Linked DNA regions of Homo sapiens: region 2 is linked to region 1. A link is an interaction called in ENCODE POLR2A ChIA-PET data of the cell type or tissue named here. Cell type or tissue: CD4-positive, alpha-beta T cell. All regions are shown on one strand. Links, peaks and the distances in the headings refer to the core of each region. The heading gives the core; the rest is flanking DNA. Region 1 has its middle 62 kb from the start of REL-DT. Region 2 has its middle 52 kb from the start of REL.

The links. ChIA-PET counts read pairs that join two places held together with the same protein. Peaks named below come from ENCODE experiments on the same cell type or tissue, not always from the same donor. Only the 100,000 strongest peaks of a DNase experiment are listed, where the experiment ranks them.
Region 2: POLR2A ChIA-PET joins it to region 1 with 5 read pairs; 5 of 35 experiments call an interaction of 5 or more read pairs at or near these places.

The regions. Positions count from the first base shown.
Region 1 is chr2:60,818,308-60,821,231 of GRCh38, reverse strand. No RefSeq gene overlaps it. Among named protein-coding and RNA genes, the nearest start is that of REL-DT, 62 kb to the left of the region's middle. RefSeq lists a silencer at 1,527-1,576. In CD4-positive, alpha-beta T cell, for the core only: no CTCF peak of the experiment used is centred there; a DNase peak (open chromatin) is centred at 1,511; H3K4me3 peaks cover 326 bases; H3K27ac peaks cover 1,349 bases.
Region 2 is chr2:60,931,979-60,934,902 of GRCh38, reverse strand. No RefSeq gene overlaps it. Among named protein-coding and RNA genes, the nearest start is that of REL, 52 kb to the right of the region's middle. In CD4-positive, alpha-beta T cell, for the core only: no CTCF peak of the experiment used is centred there; no DNase peak of the experiment used is centred there.

The DNA.
Region 1 (2,924 bases), core at 106-2,605:
AAAAAATATCTTCCAAGGCTCCTGAGGGGGTGAAAATGAAAAAAGCTTGAGAAACATCAGTCTAGATAAGTCTGGACTTTCTCATATCTCCAAAGCAGAACCTGCAAGGGTGATCTCACTCTTTGGTCAAGGAGAGTAAATTGGGAATAATAAGCCTCACAACGCAGAGATGCCCAGGGAAAACCAAACAGCTAGGCCAGGTGTAGTAGCTGCCGTCTAACATCCCAGCACTTTGGGAGGCCAAGGCAGGTGGATAGCTTGAGCCCAGGAGTTCAAGACCAGCCTGGGCAACATGGGGAAACCCCATCTCTATAAAAAATACAAAAATTAGCCAGAAGTGGTGGTACATACCTGTAGCCCTAGCTACTAGGAAAGCTGAGGTGGGAGGATCACTTGAGCCTGGGAGGTTGAGGCTGCAGAGAGCCAGGATCGTGATGTGGACAGGAGACAAGGAAGTACTGGGTAGAACAGGGTGGTTCCCCGGCAAAGACCTCACCCTCAAGCCTGAAGACCTGTGGCCCTAAACGAGGACAGGCATTCCTGTTTTCACGCCCCAAAAGTTGCCTTTTGGCCTGCCATGGCCCCTATCCTGTACCATCCTGTACCCATATAAACACCAAACCCCAGGCTCCAGAAGCAGACAAGCAGGTGAAAAGATGAGAAGACAAGCAGATGCAGGGTGGAATGGAGGGCGCGGCAGAGAAAGACAGAAGAGGAGAAACATCTGAACGCCGAGAGGAGTTGGGCTGTTGGTGGTGGGAGAGGAGTTCAGCTCTGGACGGCCCGGCTCCAGGGGAAGACTGTCTTCCCACTCCATCCCCTGCTTCTGTCTCTCTATCCATCCCCGCTGAGAGCCACCTCCACTACTCAGTGAAATTCTCACATTTATCCTTCAAGTTCGTGTGTGACTGGTTTTTCTGGGATGCTGGACAAGAGCTTAGGATACAGAAAGCTGTCACATTGGCCCTCTGCCCTTGCGGAAAGGCAGAGGGTCCACGGAGCTGGTTAACACTTGAGCCGTCCATGGACCGCAAGGCTAAAGGGGCACATTGTAACACACGCCCACTTGGGCCCCTGCACCTGTCCATCTGCGTGCTCCCCCTCCCTTAAGGGCTTTGAGCAACGGTGGCGGTGGCGACCCAACAGGTGAGCCACACCCCTGTTGTGCATCCTGCGGGGGGATCAGGGAACTCTACCATTTCGGTCATGCCACTGCACTCCAGCCTGGGTGACAGAACGACACCCTGTCTCCAAAATAAATAAATAAAACAAAAACTAAAACTAAAACTCCCAAATCGCTAAATTCTTGTGTGCATGTCGGGTAGGGTAGGGGCTTGTAGGGACAAGGACACAATGGCGCCCTGAAAGGACAGGTAAGTAACCACAGTCTAGATAGATCCTGCTCTAGTCGGCACAGGGACCACCTGACATAGAAGAGGAAAAGTTTCTTGGGTTCACACCTTTCGTTGAGGGAGGAAGTGATGAATGTCTCCGTAGGCCCTGCTGGGCGTCACTGAAGATCAGATCCGGCGTGGAGGAAGCTCGGGAACCACAACACAGCCGCCACACTCGAGGCTTACTCGGCACCTCTCACCCATTGTTCTCCTTTAACTCATGCATGATGTTTCCGCCCTCAGCAGGTCTTCCCTTGTGAGCGAATGGAAAGAAAGTAAAAAATCTGGAAAGAATGAATGCACCAAAGAGAGAGCAAAAACCATGAATCAAGCCAGAGGGAGACACACTCAGCCCACAGACACCAGGAAGGAAGGGAGGCTTTGAGAGAAGGCTTGCAGCTCTCCTTCACCCCTGTTCTCTGTAAGCCAGGTGTCTGGTGGGCCGCTCACTGCATCTGAGGGGTATGTGGCCAGCTGTGAGAAGGACCACAGGGGCAGTGCACCCCACCAGGCCAGGCACTGCCTTCAGCCCTGGATGATACATACCGGCAGTGTAGGACGGTGGTGGAACCCACTCATAACCAGTGTGGCCTGAGCAGGTTACAGACCCATCCATTCTTTAGCTTTCTGTGCTTTGGTCTCCTCATCTGCAGAACAGGGCTGGGAATAATGGTCTCTTCCTCACTGTGGTGTTACGAGGATTCAATTGGTGAATATATGTTAAGTACTCAGAACAGATCTTGGGACATAGTCTCGCTATGTGGGCACTGGCTTTCTTTTTTTTTTTTTTGAGACAGGGTCTCGCTCTGTTGCTCAGGCTGGAGTACAGTGGCAAGATCATGGCTCACTGCAGCCTTGAACTCCTGGGCTCAAGGGATCCTCCCCACTCAGCTTCCCAAATAGCTAGGACCATGGGTGTGCTACTATCCTTGGCTAATTTTAAATATATATTTTGTAGAGATGGGGTCTTGCTACATCGCCCAGCCTGGTCTTGAATTCCTGGCCTCAAGTGATTCTCCCACCTTGGCCTCCCAAAGCATTGGAATTACAGATGTGAGCCACCACACCCCACCAAGGACTGGCTTTTATTATTACAAAAAACAAGTGATACCGGCCCTCAAGTTGCTCCCACACTAGGGAGGGTACCACCTTTCCATTTCTTATTCAACTGAAAAGGCTGACAGGAAAGAATGACTTTAATAATACTTTTGCCTGTTCTTATCTAGACTTCAGGCAGGGATACTGCTGCCCCCTTGGGGTTGTCATTTCTTGACTGACTCACTTTCCCCTTCTTTCCCCCTCAGCAGCCAGGCTCCCAAAGGGGATGATCACTGACTTTGGGGTGGGGGTGGGATATGTAGCCAAGAGGAAATGTTGATCGAACCCCTGATGACTCATGAGTCACTCTACGTTGGACTCCACAGGGTGAGGTCACAGTACAGACAGGGAGCCCAAGCTCAGGGTCTGAAATGGAGCTTGGCCAAGAAATGGAGCTGTTTTCACACAAGGGATGCTTCAGAGCCGTGGCGG
Region 2 (2,924 bases), core at 425-2,924, 110 kb before region 1:
CTTCAGGTGCACACCATCATGCCCAGCTAATTAAAAAAATATACATATTTATATAGGCAGGGTCCCATTATGTTGCCCAGGCTGGTCTCGAACTCCTGGGTCAAACCATCCTCAGGCCTTGACCTCCTGAAGTGCTGGGATTACAAGCGTGAGCCACGGTGCCTGGTCAAGATGCAAAAATTTTCAACAAAATACTAATAAACAAATTCAACAGCACTCTGAAAAGATTAATCACCATGACCAAGTGAGATTTATGTCAGGGATTCACAGATGGTTCAACATATGCCAATCTATAAATATAATACACCACATTAACAGAATGAAGGACAAAAACCACACGATCAAGTATTTGACAAAATTTAACATCCTTTCATGATAAAAGCTCTCAATGAATTAGGAGTAGAAGGAGTGTACTTCAAAAGTAAAGGCCATATGTGACAAACCCACAGCTAACACCATACTCAACAGTGAAAAACTGAAAGCTTTTCCTCTAAGATCAGGAATAATCCAAGGACTTCCACTTTCATTTCTGTTTAACATAGTACTGGAACTGGAAGTCCTAGCCAGAGCGATTAGGCAAGAGAAAGAAGTAAAAGGCATCCAAATTGGAAAGGAAGGAGACTGTCCCTGTTTGCAAGTGATGATTTTATATATAGAAAAGCTGAAAGAATCCACCAAAAAGACTGTTAGAACTAATAAACAAATTCAGTAAAGTTGCAGGCATATCAATATACAACAAGCAGTAGTGTCACAAAATATAAAATACTTAGGAATAAATTTAACCAAGAAGGTAAAATATCTCTACACTGAAAACTGTAAAACATTGACATAAGAAATTAAAGTCACAAATAAATGCAAAAATATCCCACATTCATAGATTGGAAGACTTAATATTGCTAAAATGTCCATACTAACCAAAGTGATCTAAAGATTCAGTGCAATCCCTGTCAAAATTCCAATGATATTTTCCACAGAAATCGAAAAAACAATCCTAAAATTCATATGGAACCACTAAAGACCCTGAATAGCCAAAGCAATCTTGAGCAAAAAGAACAAAGCTAGAGATATCACAATACCTGATTTCAAAATTACTACAAAGCCATAGTAATCAAAACATTTTTGTACTGGCATAAAAACAGACACTTAAACCAAAAGAATAGGAAAGAGAGCCCAGGAATAAATCCATATATTTACAGCCAGCTGATTTTTTACAAACGTGTGAAGAAACTTAATGGGAAAAGACAGTCCCTTTAATAAATTGTGCTGGGACAACTGGATATCCACATACAGAATAATGAAGTTAGACCCTTATCTCACACCATATTAAAAACTCAACTGACAGTGACCTAAATCTAAGACCCAAAACTGTAAACTATTAGAAGAAAACGTAGAGAAAAAGCTCCATGACACTGGTCTGGGCAATTATTTGAATATGACCCTAAAAGCACAGGTAACAACAACAAAAAAAAGACAAATCAAATGGGACTATATCAAACAAAAGCTTCTGCACTGCAAAGGAAACTATCAACAGAGTGAAGAGACAACTTATGGAATGGAATAAAATATTTATAAGCCATACATCTAATGAGGGGTTAATATCCAAAATATACAACGAACTCCAACAACTCAATACCAAGAAAACAGCCTGATTAAAAGATGGGGAAAGGACCTGAGTAGACATTTCTCAAAAGAAGACATACAAATGGCCAACAGGTTTAAGACATGCAAATGCTTACCATCACTTACCAGGAAAATGCAAATTTAAAACCACAGTGAGGCACCGCCTCAAAACTATTAGAATGGCTATTACCAAAAAAGATGAAAGACAACAAGTGTTGGCAAGGATACGGAGTAAAGAGAACTTCTGGCACACTGTTGGTGGGAATATAAACAGAAAACAAAATTTAAAATAGAACTACCACATGATCCAGCAATCCTACTATTTAGGTATATGTATCCCAAGGAAATAAAATCAGTATGTTGAAGAGATATCTGACTCCCATGGTCTCTGCAGCATTATTCATAATAGCCAAGATATGGCATCAACCTATGCATCAATCAATCAATAGATAAATGAAGAAAATGTGGTGTATATGTACAATGAAATATTATTCACCCATAAGAAAGGAAATTCTGTCATTTGAAACAACGTGGATGAACCTGAAGAACATTATGTTAAGTGAAATAAGTCAGGCACAGAAAGACAACTACTGCATGATCTCACCTATATGTGGAATCTAAAATAGTTGAACTCATAGAAGTAGGGTAGAATGGTTGTTACTAGAACTGCGGAGGTGAGAGTGGGATAGGGGTTGCGGAGTTGGGGAGATGTTGGTCAAAGGATTTAAAATTTCAGCTTGATAGGAATAAGTTTAAGAGATCTACTGTACAACATGGTGACTATAGTTAATAACAAATATATTCTTCAAAGTTGCTAAGAGTAGATCTTAAGTGTTCTTACAAAATAACTAAGTGAAGTAATACATGTTCATTAGCTCAGTTTAGCCATTCCACAACGTATGCATATTTCAAAACATCATGTTGAACAAGATAAATATTAATATATACAGTTTTGTCAATTAAAAAAAAAAGGATTTAAGAAAAGAGGAGGCCAGGCCAGCTATGGTGACTCACGCTTGTAATCCCAGCACTTTGGGAGGCCAAGGCGGGTGAATCACTTGAGCCCAAGAGTTTGAGACCAGCCTGGGTAACATGATGAAACTCTGACAAAAAATACAAAAATTGGCCAGGCATGGTGGCATGCGCCTGTAGTCCCAGCTACTTGGGAGGCTGAGGCGGGAGGATCTCTTGAGCCCAGGAGGCAGAAGTTGCAGTGAGATGTGATTGTGCCACTGCACTCCAGCCTTGATGACAGAGTGAGACTCTGTCTCAAAAAAGAGAAGAGACACCCTAGATCTCCATCC